Regions from separate parts of the Homo sapiens genome. Here region 1 is linked to region 2. A link is a loop called in an ENCODE intact Hi-C map of the cell type or tissue named here. Cell type or tissue: PC-9. All regions are shown on one strand.

Region 1 (8,000 bases), 65 kb before region 2:
TGGTTTCTTACAAACTAAACATACTTTTACTATATGATCCAGCAGTCATGCTTCTTAGTATTTATCTAGAGGAACTGAAAACTTATGTCCACACAAAAGCCTACATTGGACGTTCACAGCAGCTTTATTCATAATTGCCAACACTTAGAAGCAACCAAGAAGTCCTTTGGTAGGTGAATGGATGAACAAACTGTGTTACATCAGACAACAAAATAGTATTCAGTGCTATTTACCATGAAAAGACTTGGAGAGAGCTTAATTTCATGTTACTAAGTGAGAGAAGCCAATCTGAAAAGGCTACATACTGTATGATGCCAACTAATTATATTTTGGAAAAAGCAAAAGTATGAAGACAGTGAAAAGAGTATTGGTTGCCCAGGGTTAATGGGGAGGGAGGGATGAATAGGTGGAACACAGAGGTTTTTATAGGACAGTGAAACTATACTGAATGATACTTTAATGTTGGATACATGTTATTACATATTTTATTCTCATAGAATTTACAACACCAAGAGTGAACACTAATGGAAACTGTAAGCTCTGAATAATAACGATGTGTCAATGTAGGTTCATTGATTGCACCTAATGTACCATTCTGGCGGGGGAATACGGACAATGAGGGAGACTGTGCCTGTGTGCCAGTAGGGGGTATATGGAAAGTCTCTGTACCTTTCATTCAGTTTTTGCTGTGAACTGCTCTAAAAAAAGTCCATTAAAAATCAATTGGACATATGTGTGTGCATTTATTTCTGGATTTTCAATTCTGTTCCATTTTATGTGTCTCTGCCTCCAGCAGTACTATACTGTCTTGATTACTGTAGCTATACAGTAAGCTTTAACAGCAGATTGAGTGATTCCTCTCAGTTTATTCTTGTTTTATGAAATGTTTTTGCTATTGTAGGCTCTGTCCTCTCCATATAAATGCAAGAACGAGCTTGTCTATATCTGTAAAAAAAATTTGCTGGGATTTTTACAGGAATTGTATTAAACTCATAGGTCAATTTGAAAGAATTGACATATTTCTATATTGAGTCTCTTATCCATGGGTGGTATCTTATCCATTGTATGGATGTCTCTCAATTTATGTAGGTAATTTTTAATAAAAAAATTAGTACTTAAAATTTTCCACATGATTCTGTATGTTTTGGTAGAATTATACCTGAATATATACATTTGGAGCAATTGTAAATGGTATTGTGTAATCCATCTGAGATTTTGCACATGGTAGGTCCTCTACTCTCAGAATTGTTAATAAAAGCCAATATAATTGCCTAGAAGACAATTTTCTGAGAATCACTTTTCCATTATGAAAGTGCATTGAGCCTTTAGAATTCCTGGGAGTTGAGAATTGTGGCTTTGTGGTTCCTATTCAAGCCTCTTTCTAAAAATTACAAGCTACCGTCCTTGGGGAAAGCTGGTGAGTTGGACTTCTTCCTAGTTGTGGAGGTCAGCCACTTTTTCCTATTGGTAGATTTAGCGATTTAGATATAAATATGGCTTGAATGTAAGCCTCATGAGCGCAAAGCCCCTGAGTCACTGCTGGGCTTTCAACAACAAGGGGTGTGGCTAAACACAGTAGCTGCATATGATGGACTCAATGTTTCAGCATTTCCCCAAATTCAAGTGTTGAAATCCTAACCCCCAACATGATGTTTGTTGTTTAAATAGGATGCAGTCACCTGGAGTCCACACTCCAGGAGAGCTGAGGGTCCCTGGCTGAGAGCCACAGAGTGGGCAGCACCCTGTCAAGCTGTGAGTGAGACACGGCTGCCCCAGTGCATCCAGAAGGCAGAGCATCAACCCAAATAATTATTCTTGAAATTTAAGATTCAATGTTGTTTGCCTTGTTAGGTTTTGGGCTTCATTGAGGCCAACTGTCTCTCTTTCCCTTGCTCTTTCTCCTTTTGGTATGGGGAGGTCTATTTTATGCCTGATCCATCATTATACTTTGGAAGCACACGACTTGTCTGGTTTCACAGGTTCACAGCTGGAGAGGAATTTGCCTCAGGATGAATCACACTTCAAGCCTCATCCATATCTGATTTAAATAGATGAACCTCAGACTTTAGAATTTAGAGTTGATGTTGAAACAAGCTAAGGCTTTTGGGGTTGTTGAGATGGAATGAACATATTTTGCATGTGAGAAAGAGATGAATTTGGGGACCTGGGGTGAAATTTTATTAACTGAACATTTGTGTTCCCATAAAATTGTTATGTTGAAATCCTAACCTTCAATGTGATGGTATCAGAAGGTGAGGCCTTTGGGCCTCTGGGTAGGTGCTACACTACTCTGGGTAGGTGCACATCTCTCGTTGTTGGAGTTAAGGCAGGGAATTTGAGTTCATGTCTCCATGGACCTTATGTACAAACCATATCATATTTAAGTCTGAGAAACTAAAATGTTCTTATCAGATATCTTCATTGGCATGATTCCTAAGTGCTCACATAGCCAGCCAGACATACTCAGCCTGGACTAGAGGGAGACCAGCTTGTCCAGGTTGCCAGCTCTCAAGTCCATGAAAATTGAGGGGTTCTTCCTAATATCTAACTCTCTCTCAAACCACTCTTCTCCTTCACTCCTGGGACTCTTCTCCTTCACTCCTGGGACTTCAGTATCGGAGAATAATTCAGATATTTTTGATTATTCTGTAGTAAATTTGGTTAAAGAAATATTCAACAAGGCCAGCTTCCTTCATCTTTCCAATGGGTAATTGAAGTCCTTAATAGGTCCATGTTAGTTCTTTTTCTTTAACTTTTTAGTTCTGAAGATATTTTGGATAGAGCTAGTACTTAGGGGAGTCTCTTCAGTATAGATCATTAAAGCCAAATCAAGCAGGAAGTAATTGTAAACTTTCATAGGTTTGCGCCTATAGCCATACTATTAGAAGGTAGATAAAAATATGCAACCTAGTCAATTTCACATTTTCTCATTTTCTCTCATTAAATATTTGCCAAGTTCTAAGAAGAAGGCTGTAAGATTTCATTCTGGATACTGGAAAGCAAATAGTGGTATGATGTTAAACTTGTTCTCTGGAAAATAATCAAGCAAGCAAGCAAGTTTGTTTTGTTTTCTCTTTTGTTTTGTTTCTGTTGTGTTTGGCAATTTGCCTGGTATAAGTACTCCATCATGACTGATTTCAAGATTTCAAGGTACCAAAGGTTTCACAAGTGGCTAGCCAAATTCTCAAGTATTTAACAATGGGCTCTCTTGAGTTATAACAAACCAGCTCTAGCACATCACTGAGTCTCCCTGCCACCAACTTGTGGTATGACATTGGGCACATCAATGTGTGCCACCCATCTTATAAGGTCAACATTCTAAACTCCAAGTTTTAAAAAATTTCTGTGGGATAGAAACATTGAATCTAGCTGAATTTCACTCCACCAGCTATTTCAAATTTTGAGTCCTTGAACATGAAGCAGTATAAAACAACAACAAATTAATTTTAGAAAACTTATTTCAGCTGATGTTGTTTAAAGGCCAAAGAAAAACGTTTTGTCTTTATTGAGATTTAAAAATGGACAAACAAAATGAGGTTGAAGCAGTTTTGTCTAGTAAGTAGCCCAGAGAGAACAGGCACTGGTATAACCATGAAACCTCACATAAGCTACACAAACTTCCTGTGTTTTCATTTCCTTGTCTGTAAAATGATAATAGAACAGATTTTGTAATTTCTGTCGCTATTAAATGAATTAATATAAGTGAACTCTCCATTGTCAGGCTACCTCAAAGGAGATATTTGACCACTGTGGCTGTTATTGATGATAAGAATTATTGACTCTACTTCCCACATTTCACTTTTAAACCCCTTCAAGAGGGAGAATGCCACCTGACTCCAACCTGTCAGGCTGCTGGGCTATGTGTGTGGCTGAGACAGCACTGGGGTGACTTTGCCTGTATAGCTGCATGTTCCATAACTCACCACACTTCACATTTAATGGCAGAGATATTGTCCTTTACCTTTGAGAAAAATCGCTTAGGTGGTTATTTTCATGACTCACAGCAGTAGGCAAATGGGGATATGGTGAGGGATCTTTGGCCGTTTCAGTAACATGGATCGTTGTTTTTTCAGATGGGTAAAGAAGTGGCAGTTTGATTACAGGTGAGCTTCCCATTCTGATCTTACCATCAGGGCACGGCAAGGATCTGATCTTCACGTCCAAATTTTCTTGTCCATTTTCTGTGGTGATCCAGACTTGTGTAAAAGGATAACTAGTAAATCTATAAACAGAAAAGACATACTTTATAATTCACAATAGCCTAGATGTAGAAATGTCCTAAATGTCCGTCACTGGATGAATGGATAAAGAAATTGTAGCATATACGTACAATGAAATATTATTTGCCCTTAAAAACAAAGTGAATTTGCCATTTGTGACAACACAGCTGAACCTGGAGGATGTGATGCTGAGTGAAATAAGCCAAGCAAGGGAGGACCAAAACTGCATGATCTCACTTCTATAGAGCATCTGAAATAGTTGAAATTATGGAAGTAGAGTATAGAATTATGGCTGCCAGGGACTATAGGTGTGCTGGGAGGAATGGGGAGTTGTTGGCCAAAGGTCTTACAGTTTCAGTTAGACAGGATGAATCGGTTCTGGAAAGCTAATGTAGAGCAATGTGAATATATTGAACAATACTCTATTATATACTTGAAATGTGCTAAGAGGGTAGATCTTAAGTGTTCCCCCCAACCAAAATAAAGTTGATAACTATGTGAGGTGATAGATACGCTAATTAGCTTGATTGTGGTGATTAATTCACAATGTATACCTATATCAAAACATCAAGTGGTACACCTTAAGTATATATCATGTACATTTGTCAATTGTATCTCAATAAACCTGGAGGGAAAAAGACACACTTTAGTCCAAGTAAAATTAATCTGCTATCCAGTGATTCTGATTGAGAACTTGAGAATGTAATGAGTCAATGGGAAGACAATTTCTGATACTCTATAGAAGTGTTCTTTTCCCCAGCTCAGTGTGAGTTCTGCTGTAGACTCAGGCCCACATTTAGAGAATTTCTCAGATTTCTATGGGAACAAGTCAGTATATTGTTTTCCCTTTAATCTGTTGTAGCCCAAAACTTTTATAAGACATAATAGAAATAAATTACTAGAACAAAGAAATGAAAAGACATAAGGAATACAAGCCCTGCTATTCATTTGTTTTTGTTTTTGATTTTTTAGATTCAACAGCCATAAATTCCACTGGTAAGTCATACTCAATTTTCTAAGGGTTCACTTTCAATTCTTGTGTTTATTTCCTTGCAAGCTGACCACAGAGTCCTGACATCTCAAAAATAAAGAGCCCTTCATGTCACAGACCCTCCCGAATATAAATTCTTTAAAGGACCCTGAGTGGCCAGGCTGGCAGCTCCTGCAGCTGTCAGGGATATGCTATGGACCCTCTCCTTCCTGGTGTCCTCCAGAGAAAAGGGGCAACTTCCCGGGGCCAAGGAGACAAAGACACTGTTGTGCAGAAGTCCAGGGGCTGATGCATCCCAGGGTGCAGATGCCTTGCTGAGGTAGCAGAGATGCCATGGATTCTTGCATCATCAAGTCGCATTTCCCCACAGTGCTCAATGCCTGCTATCTTGCTCTTCTTCTCCTTCAAATTCCCACCTTTGGAGGCATATGAATGACTGTGGGGTTGGGAAAGTTGCACATGGAATCGAGGAACATTTTAAATTATTAAATAATTCATATTACTCTTAAGTAGCTATCTACCTACTAAGACACAGCATGTGAAGCACAATATTGATTTTTTACATTGGCAACCAGATGGATGAATGCTAACATCACATTGTGAACATTTTGATTTTTCTTAAATTATCTAATAAGGTCTAATAGAATTTTTCAATAGAAAAAAATCTCAGCATTTTAAGTAAAATTATTTTAATTTAATATTCAAATTTTTTTTGTTTAACTGACAAATCATAATTGTATACAAGTATGGGATACAACATGATGTTTTAATATATGTATTCACTGTGAAATACTTAGAACAAGTTAATTGATATATCTATCACCTGACTTATGTTTCTATCTTTTTGTGGTGAGTCATTTGAAATTTACTCTCTTGTCAATAGATCTAAGTCAGTCCATGTCAGAATTCAAATAAGAATAAAATATTTTTCTGCATGACTTCTGGATCTTATGTAAATGAGGTTATGGGAGGAGACAGTTGAATGTACATCACTTTCTCTCCCATAGCAAGATCTTAGTTTCAAATACGGCTCACCCAGAATACCTCACTGCAAGCCTGCCAGTCTTAGATGGAAGCTAAGGGGGCAGTTTCCTGGGAAGGGATTTGGAGGCAGAAGAGAAAAGACAGCATATGTTAATATGCTTAGTGCTCATCTTCCAGTGAAGGAATGTTAAAGAGATATCACTTCAAGAATAAAAACTCATATTGTAGTTCATAAATTTTTCTTCAGCCATAATAAAAGGGACTAGATTTACCATCCTGCCATAAAACTCCTACAAAACCAGCCAAATTATATAAAACAAATGGTTTTCAGATTATGGAAAATAGGCAGCTCAAGAAATGTATCCTCAAGAGAAGGTGAGTTGAGCCTCACGAGTGCCCAGTTAAGTATTTGAAAAGAGCTTCCTGGCCACAGGATGGAAAGGGACAACCCAAACACAGCCAAGCATTTCTGCTGAATTAACGAGGCAGAGATCAGAGTTTTAGGTGAATAATGATAGTAGAGTTTGTGAGTTTGTGATGTAGATTGTCTAAGCCAAGAAGGAACTGCACACACACACACACACACACACACACGAGAGAGAGAGAGAGATAGAGAGACTGAGGGAGAGAGAGAGAGAGAGAGAGAGGTTGAGAGAGAGACAGCAAGCACTGGAGATCAACAGGCTCACTTCTGGCTGAGTCCTGGTCTGTGAATATGTGTGAAGAAACTCCAAAGGACAGGGAAGAAACCAGCTGGGAACATGTCTAGAGTTTACACAAGACAGAATAGTTTGTGACCCCACCAGATAGAGTAGAAATATTTCCTAATAATGTCCCATGGGTAGAGTTCTTAGAAAGGCATTTTCTCAGTAATGGGGCCAAATCAGCCCTAAACAAAAGGCTCTTCTGGATCTTCCCTAACCAAGATCAAAAACAAAGCTCAAAAGGTTTCTAAGTAACTTCAGCTCTAAGTAAATTAATTGTGTTGCAGAGCACAGCCCCAAGATATTTAAAACAATATGAAGATATTCATCATCCAAAAATGTAAAATGTATGATGTCTGATATCCAATAAAAAATTACCAGGCACAGAGGGATTGGGGCAAAAACAAAACAAAACCCATCAATCAATAGAAACAGACCAAGAAATGACATTGATGATAGCATTAGTAAACAATAACATGAAAATAGCAAATGTAAATACACTCCAAATGTTCAAGAATGCAGAATAAACATGGATATGATGATGAAAGAAATAGAAGCTGTAAAAATATTCTAATAAAACTTTTGGAGATAAACTAGTAAATTTCTAAATAGGAAAGTTACACTGAATGGGATTAAAACATATTAGACGCTGAAGAAGAAAAAAGTTTAATGGGCTTAAAGGAATAGCAATGGAAACTATCTAAAATGAAACACACAAAGAGAAAAAAAGGCCTACAACATAAAGTAACAATGAGCTAGTGAACATGTCACCTAAAAAATGTGTCATACATTCCCAGAAGGAAAGAAGAATAACAGAGAAACAAACAAAAAACTGAAGAAAGAGTAGTTGAAATTTTTGCAGATTCAGTGAAAACTATATTCCAATTCCAGAAAGCTCAGCAAACATCAAGCAGAATAAAGAACAAAAAAATTATACTAGGCAGCATCACAATCAACTTGCTGTAAGTCACTGATAAAGAGAATGTATTAAAGGCAGCCAGAGGAAAGAAGGCATATTATGTATAGAGAAACACATATAAAAATGAGGATGAATATCAGAAACAATGGAACCCACATCTTTAAAGCACTGAGAGAAAAAAG
Region 2 (8,000 bases):
GCAAGAGGCCTCTCCAAGAAGCCCCAGTCACAGGCCTCTCCTGTGTGCACAGGCACTGTGTATTGCCCAAATGGCTCTTCCCTTTGTCAGCCCAGAGCACCTGCCCTCCTGTTCCTTCCAAAGCCCTCCACTGAGGCTACTTGCAAATTGTCAGGATGTTCTTTGGTGTGTGGAAAGCCTCCTGATTAGGGATCTACCCCATCTGCACCCTACTACAAACACAAGATGAAAGTGAAAGTTCATGCCCATGACATGCACTGGGATCATTGACCCATCTTTCTTAATATTGATTCCCATTACACACACACACATACACACACACACACACACACACACACTAATTCAACCTTTATGTATTAGTCTGTTCTCACACTGCTAATAAAGACATACCCAAGACTGGGCAATTTATAAAGGAAAGAAATTTAATTGACTCACAGTTCCACATGGCTGGGGAGGCCTCACAATCATGATGGAAGAGCAAGGGACATCTTACATGGCAGCAGGCAAGAGAGAGCTTGTGCAGGGGAACTCTCCTTTATGAAACCATGAGATATTGTGAGACTTATTCACTATCATGAGAACAGCACGGGAAAGGTCTGCTCCTATAATTCAATTACCTCCCACTGGGTCCCTTCCATGACACATGGGAATTGTGGGAGCTACAATTCAAGATGAGATTTGGGTGAAGACACAGCCAAATCATATCACTTTACTTGGAGAAGCTACTGCATTGAAGCATAATGTATAAGAGACATATGATAAAGTATATTTATTTTAAGTGTACATTTGGATGAGTTTTAATAAATTCATAAACCTGTGTACCTACCACAACAAAGAGGATAAAAAATATCTCCAAGACCCCAGAAGTTCACTTTGCCCCCTCTCAGTCAATCCCCCACAATTCCATCACCAGGCAACTGCTGGTCTCTTTCCTGTCACCATAGATTACATTCCCCCTACTGTTTTAATAAGAATGGAATTATACAGCATGCATACATTTGTGTCTGGCTTTTTGCTTTGTCAGCATGATGTTTTGAGATTTATTCATGTTGTGTGTGTTCCTGTTTTACTCTATTTGAGCTGCTGTAACACAAACACTGAAAATTGGGTGGTTGATAAAAAACAGAAACTTATTTCTCACAGTTCTAGAGGCTAGAAGTCCAAGATCAAGGCATTGGCTGATTCACCATCAGGTGAAGGTTGGGTTCCTGCTTCACAGATAACGCAGTCTCTCTGTGTCCCATAGGGTGGAAGGTATGAGGGAACTCTCTGGGACTCCTTTTGTAAGAGCACTAGTCCCATTCAGGAGGACCCCACCTTTATGATCTAATCATTCCAAAAGGCTGTATATTTTAAGAACATCACATTGGAAGTTAGGATTTCAACATATGAATTTTAGGGGAACATAAACATTCAGACCTAAGAGTTCTAGCATAACTTTTTTTGTGCAGTTGTTAGTGTTCTACTGTGTGACTGTACAACAATTTGTTTATCCGTGCGCCTATTGTTGAACATTTAGGTTGTTTCCTGTTTGGAGCCATGATGAAAAAAGCTGCTATGAACTTTTGTGTGCAAATTTTATGTGGATATATGTTTTCATTTCTCTTGGGTAAATACCTAGGAATAAAGTTTCTGGATTGTATATTAAGTAAATGTTTAACTTTATAACAGACAGCAAAATTGTCTTTCACAATGTGGTACCATTTTATATTCCCAACAGTCTTGAAAACATATAATCTGTGCAACTTTGTTCTAATTTTTCAAAATTATTTTGGTTATTTTATACCCTTTACATTTCCATCTAATTTTAGGATCAAATTGTCAGTTTCTCAACAAGAACAACAACAAAAAGATTCCGGGGATTTTACTTTGGATTATTTTGAATCTCCAGATCAATTAGTAAAGGACTGAAATCTTAATACTGAGCCTTCCAATGCATAAACATGGTATATCTCTTTCTTTCTTTCACTGGTCTGAGTAAGGTTTTATACCATGCACATATTTTGCTAAATTAATTTCTGCTAAATAAATTGCATTATTTTGTATGATGTTTTTAAGGCACCATTTTTTTCTTTTTCTTTTTCTTTTTTTTTTTTTTTTGAGACGGAGTCTCACTCTGTTGCCCTGGCTGGAGTGCAGTGGCGCCATCTCCGCTCACTGCAAGCTCTGCCTCCCAGGTTCACGCCATTCTCCTGCCTCAGCCTCCCAAGTAGCTGGGACTACAGGCGCCCACCACCATGCCCGGCTAATTTTTTTGTCTTTTTAGTAGCGACGGGGTTTCACCATGTTAGGCAGGATGGTCTCGATCTCCTGACCTCGTGATCCGCCTGCCTTGGCCTCCCAAAGTGCTGGGATTACAGGCGTGTAAGGGCACCATTTTTTAAACTTCAAATGTAATTGTTCTTTCCTAGTATGTGGATATATCTATTTGAGTTTTGTGTATTGACCTTGAATCCTGTGTCCTTGCTAAACTCATATGTTAACTCTAGTAGCTTTTTTTGCAGATACCTTAGGATTCTCTGTGAATTTGAACATTAATTTGTTAACAGATGCAGTTTGATTCTTCCTTTCTAATATATATAATGTTTATTAATTGGTACTGCCTTATTGTCCTGGGCCATCAATTTAATAGAAGCAGTGAGTAGACATTCTACCTTTGTCTCTAATTTTAGGGGAAAGCATCTATATTTGGATATATGGATGGGTAGATAAATAGGTAAGTAGGTAGATAGATAGATAGATAGATAGACATGGATAAAATTTAGCACATATCCATGATTTAAAAAAATCTTGGCTAACTAGGAATAGAAAGGAACTTCCTTAACTAGATAAAGGGTATCTATGAAAAACTTAACTATCTGTAAATAGATAGAATCATTGCTCATGTATATGTGCATGTATGTATCATATATTTATGTCTGTGTTATATTACACACATACACACATCTGTAGTAATGATCATAAGATTTTTCTTCTTTATATTTTTTAAATGGTGAATTTCATTTCATTGCTAGACCTTGTATTCATTGGTTAAATGTCTTTAGGCCATGATGCAATATCTTTTCATAATTTGATAAATTCTATTTGCTAATATTTTTTCTTTTTCCATGTCCCCCATCCTCCCATTCAAAATACAGACCAGGCACGGGGCATGGTGTATCTGAGGAGAGGTTAATATTTTACAAAGAATTTTACTGTGACTTCTTTCATGAAAGTTACCGATCTCTAACTTTCATTTCTTATGATGTCTTTGTTTGGTGTTGGTATCAGCCTAATGCTGAGCTTCTGATATACGTTGGGAAATATTCCTTTCTCCTACATTTTATGCAGAAATTTGTGTAAAATTGCTGTTACTTCTTGGTAAATGTTTGATTGATTTCATCAGTGAAGCCATTGAGATCTGGAATTTTCTTTGTGAACAGATCTTAATTACAAATTAAATTTCATTAATAAAGAGTCACTTATATTCTCTATTCTTGGGGAGTCAATTTTGGTAATTTATGTCTCTCATTGAAGTTGCTATTTTATTAAAATGCCAGTTTTATTGGCAAAATCTTATTCATTGTATCCTCTTAAATTTTTTTTATCTGTCGAATCTGTGAGTGTATCCTCTTTTTTATTCTTGAATTTGTATTTTCTGTTCTTTTTATTGAATTAATCTGACTTGAATTGTGCCAACTTACTGATCTTTTCAAATAACCAGATTTTGGTTTCATGATTTCCTCTGTTGCTTGTTGTCTATTTCATTGGTTTCAGTTATCATTGTCATATCGTCTCCTCTATTTACATGGTGTTTAATAGACCTCCTCCTAGATGGAAGCTTAGGTAATTCACTCATTCAGCTCCTCCTAGATAGAAGCGAAGATGCCTCCATTTTTTCTCTGAATGTTTTTATAAACATGTTATAGTTTTACTTTTTACATATAAGTCTGTGATTCATTATTAATTAATTTTTGCATAAAGTATAAGACTTTACCCTTAGCTTGACATTTGTTCATTTACTTTTGCCTATTGATATTCAATTGCACCAGCATCATTTTTTGAAAAAGGTTATCTTTGCTCTGTTGAATTATTTATATACCTTTGTCAAAAATCAGTTGGGCCTATTTATGTTTATTTCTGTTCATTTTTTAAATCTCTGTCTGTCCCTCTACCAACATCAAATAGTCCTGATTACTATAGCTATATAAAAATTCTTAATATTGAATAGACTTGTTTATCCCATTTTATTTCTCTTTTTCAAAATGATTTTAGCTATTCTAATTCATTTGCCTTTCCTTATAAGTTTCAGTATAATCTTGTCTATATCAACAAAATTCCTGCTAAGATTTTAATAGAGATTTCATTAAATCAGTATTTAAATTGACAACTTTACTGTGTTGAGTTTTCCAGCTCATAAATGTGTTATGTCTGTCACACACATGCCTTGTTAGATTTACATCTAAATATTTTACATTCCACTAGTGAGAATGCCTAGCACTATGTTGGCTAAGAGTAATGAGAGGAGACATTCTTATGTAGTTACTGATGTTAGGACACATCCAGTCTGTCATCATTAGGTGTAATGTGAGCTGTAGGTTTTGTGCAGCTGCTTCATACCAAGATGAGGAAGTTCACCTGCACTCTTATTTTTCTGAGAGCTTTCACTATGAATAAGTGTTGAATTTTTTTCAAATGCTTCTTCTGCTTTGATTGCTAAGATCATGTAATTGTTCCTTTTTTGCCTGTTGATATGGTGCATTATGTTGATTGATTTTTGAATACTGAACTAGCTTTGCAACCCTGGAGTAAACGCCACGTAGTTATAGTGTATACTTCTTTTTATGTATTACAGCATTCTATTAGTATTTTGTTAAGGAATTTTGTGTCTGTATTCATGAGGGATATTGGCCTTCTTTCTTCCTTTTTTGTTTTGCTTTTGTTTAGTTTTGGCATCATGATAATACTAGCTTCATAAAATGAATTGGCAAATGAACGTCCTTTCTTCAATTTTCCTGAATAGATTGTGTAAAATGAGTGTTAATTCTTCTTTAAAACTTTGGTATAATTTTCCAGTGAAATTGTCTGGGTTTAGAGATTTCATTTTGAAAGTCAAATCTTGATTAAATTAAGATTTAATTAAAAAATTCTCAGCACAATTTTCCTTATAGTGATAGGGCTATTGAAATAATCTACTTCTATAGTTTGTAAACGTTTTTTTCCATTTTGTGAGTAGTTGCTTTGTTGATTTTTTTTGATGTCTAGAAGCTTTTTATTTTATTTTTTATTTTTAAGTTATTTTAATTATTTTTTTTGAGACAGAGTCTTGCTCTGTTGCCCAGGCTGGAGTGCAGTGGCTCAATCTCGGCTCACTGCAAGCTCCGCCTCCTGGGTTCTTGCCATTTTCCTGCCTCAGAAGCGTTTTAATTTGATGTAATTCCATTTGTCTGTTTTTGCTTTTGTAGCTTATGCTTTTGAGGTCTTAGCTAAAAATTCTTTGCCCATACCAATGTCATGGACATCTGCCCTGTATTTTCTTCTAGTTCTTTCACAGCTTGGGGTCTTACATTTAAGTCTTTAATCTATTTTGAGTTGATTTTTTTTCTTTTTTTTTAATTATACTTTAAGTTTTAGGGTACATGTGCACATTGTGCAGGTTAGTTACATATGTATACATGTGCCATACTGGTGCGCTGCACCCACTAACTCGTCATCCAGCATTAGGTATATCTCCCAATGCTATCCCTTCCCCCTCCCCCCACCCCACAACAGTCCCCAGAGTGTGATATTCTCCTTCCTGTGTCCATGTGATCTCATTGTTCAATTCCCACCTATGAGTGAGAATATGCGGTGTTTGGTTTTTTGTTCTTGCAATAGTTTACTGAGAATGATGATTTCCAGTTTCATCCATGTCCCTACCAAGGACATGAACTCATCATTTTTTATGGCTGCATAGTATTCCATGGTGTATGTGTGCCACATTTTCTTAATCCAGTCTATCATTGTTGGACATTTGGGTTGGTTCCAAGTCTTTGCTATTGTGAATAATGCCACAATAAACATACGTGTGCATGTGTCTTTATAGCAGCATGATTTATACTCCTTTGGGTGTATACCCAGTAATGGGATGGCTGGGTCAAATGGTATTTCTAGTTCTAGATCCCTGAGGAATCTCCACGCTGACTTCCACAATGGTTGAACTAGTTTACAGTCCCACCAACAGTGTAAAAGTGTTCCAATTTCTCCACATCCTCTCCAGCACCTGTTGTTTCCTGACTTTTTAATGATAGCCATTCTAACTGGTGTGAGATGGTATCTCATTGTGGTTTTGATTTGCATTTCTCTGATGGCCAGTGATGATTAGCATTTTTTCGTGTGTTTTTTGGCTGCATAAATGTCTTCTTTTGAGAAGTGTCTGTTCATATCCTTTGCCCACTTTTTGATGGGGTTGTTTGTTTTTTTGTTGTACGCAAATAAACTAGAAAATCTAGAAGAAATGGATAAATTCCTCGACACATACACTCTCCCAAGACTAAACCAGGAAGAAGTTGAATCTCTGAATAGACCAATAACAGGATCTGAAATTGTGGCAATAATCAATAGCTTACCAACCAAAAAGAGTCCAGGACCAGATGGATTCACAGCCGAATTCTACCAGAGGTACAAGGAGGAACTGGTACCATTCCTTCTGAAACTATTCCAATCAATAGAAAAAGAGGGAATCCTCCGTAACTCTTTTTATGAGGCCAGCATCATTCTGATACCAAAGCCAGGCAGAGACACAACAAAAAAAGAGAATTTTAGACCAATATCCTTGATGAACATTGATGCAAAAATCCTCAATAAATTACTGGCAAAACGAATCCAGCAGCACATCAAAAAGCTTATCCACCATGATCAAGTGGGCTTCATCCCTGGGATGCAAGGCTGGTTCAATATACACAAATCAATAAATGTAATCCAGCATATAAACAGAGCCAAAGACAAAAACCACATGATTATCTCAATAGATGCAGAAAAGGCCTTTGACAAAATTCAACAACCCTTCATGCTAAAAACTCTCAATAAATTAGGTATTGATGGGACGTATTTCAAAATAATAAGAGCTATCTATGACAAACCCACAGCCAATATTATACTGAATGGGCAAAAACTGGAAGCATTCCCTTTGAAAACTGGCACAAGACAGGGATGCCCTCTCTCACCACTCCTATTCAACAGTGTTGGAAGTTCTGGCCAGGGCAATCAGGCAGGAGAAGGAAATAAAGGGTATTCAATTAGGAAAAGAGGAAGTCAAATTGTCCCTGTTTGCAGATGACATGATTGTATATCTAGAAAACCCCATTGTCTCAGTCCAAAATCTCCTTAAGCTGATAAGCAACTTCAGCAAAGTCTCAGGATGCAAAATCAATGTACAAAAATCACAAGTATTCTTATACAGAAACAACAGACAAACAGAGAGCCAAATCATGAGTGAACTCCCATCCACAATTGCTTCAAAGAGAATAAAATACCTAGGAATCCAACATACAAGGGATGTGAAGGACCTCTTCAAGGAGAACTACGAACCACTGCTCAAGGAAATAAAAGAGGATACAAACAAATGGAAGAACATTCCATGCTCATGGGTAGGAAGAATCAATATCATGAAAATGGCCATACTGCCCAAGGTAATTTACAGATTCAATGCCATCCCCATCAAGCTACCAATGCCTTTCTTCACAGTATTGGAAAAAACTACCTTAAAGTTCATATGAAACCAAAAAAGAGCCTGCATCGCCAAGTCCATCCTAAGCCAAAAGAACAAAGCTGGAGGCATCACACTACCTGACTTCAAACTATACTACAAGGCTACAGTAACCAAAACAGCATGGTACTGGTACCAAAACAGAGATATAGATCAATGGAACAGAACAGAGCCCTCAGAAATAACGCCGCATATCTACAACTATCTGATCTTTGACAAACCTGAGAAAAACAAGCAATGGGGAAAGGATTCCCTATTTAATAAATAGTGCTGG

What was found. Peaks named below come from ENCODE experiments on the same cell type or tissue, not always from the same donor. Only the 100,000 strongest peaks of a DNase experiment are listed, where the experiment ranks them.
Region 1: a loop joins it to region 2, with 7 times the contacts of the local background. A loop is called at or near these places in 1 of 110 quality-filtered maps.

Annotation. Positions count from the first base shown.
Region 1 is chr7:46,069,785-46,077,784 of GRCh38, forward strand. No RefSeq gene overlaps it. Among named protein-coding and RNA genes, the nearest start is that of IGFBP3, 150 kb to the left of the region's middle. In PC-9, no CTCF peak of the experiment used is centred here; DNase peaks (open chromatin) are centred at 1,997 and 3,087; H3K27ac peaks cover 799 bases.
Region 2 is chr7:46,134,743-46,142,742 of GRCh38, forward strand. No RefSeq gene overlaps it. Among named protein-coding and RNA genes, the nearest start is that of IGFBP3, 220 kb to the left of the region's middle. In PC-9, no CTCF peak of the experiment used is centred here; a DNase peak (open chromatin) is centred at 4,539; H3K27ac peaks cover 2,373 bases.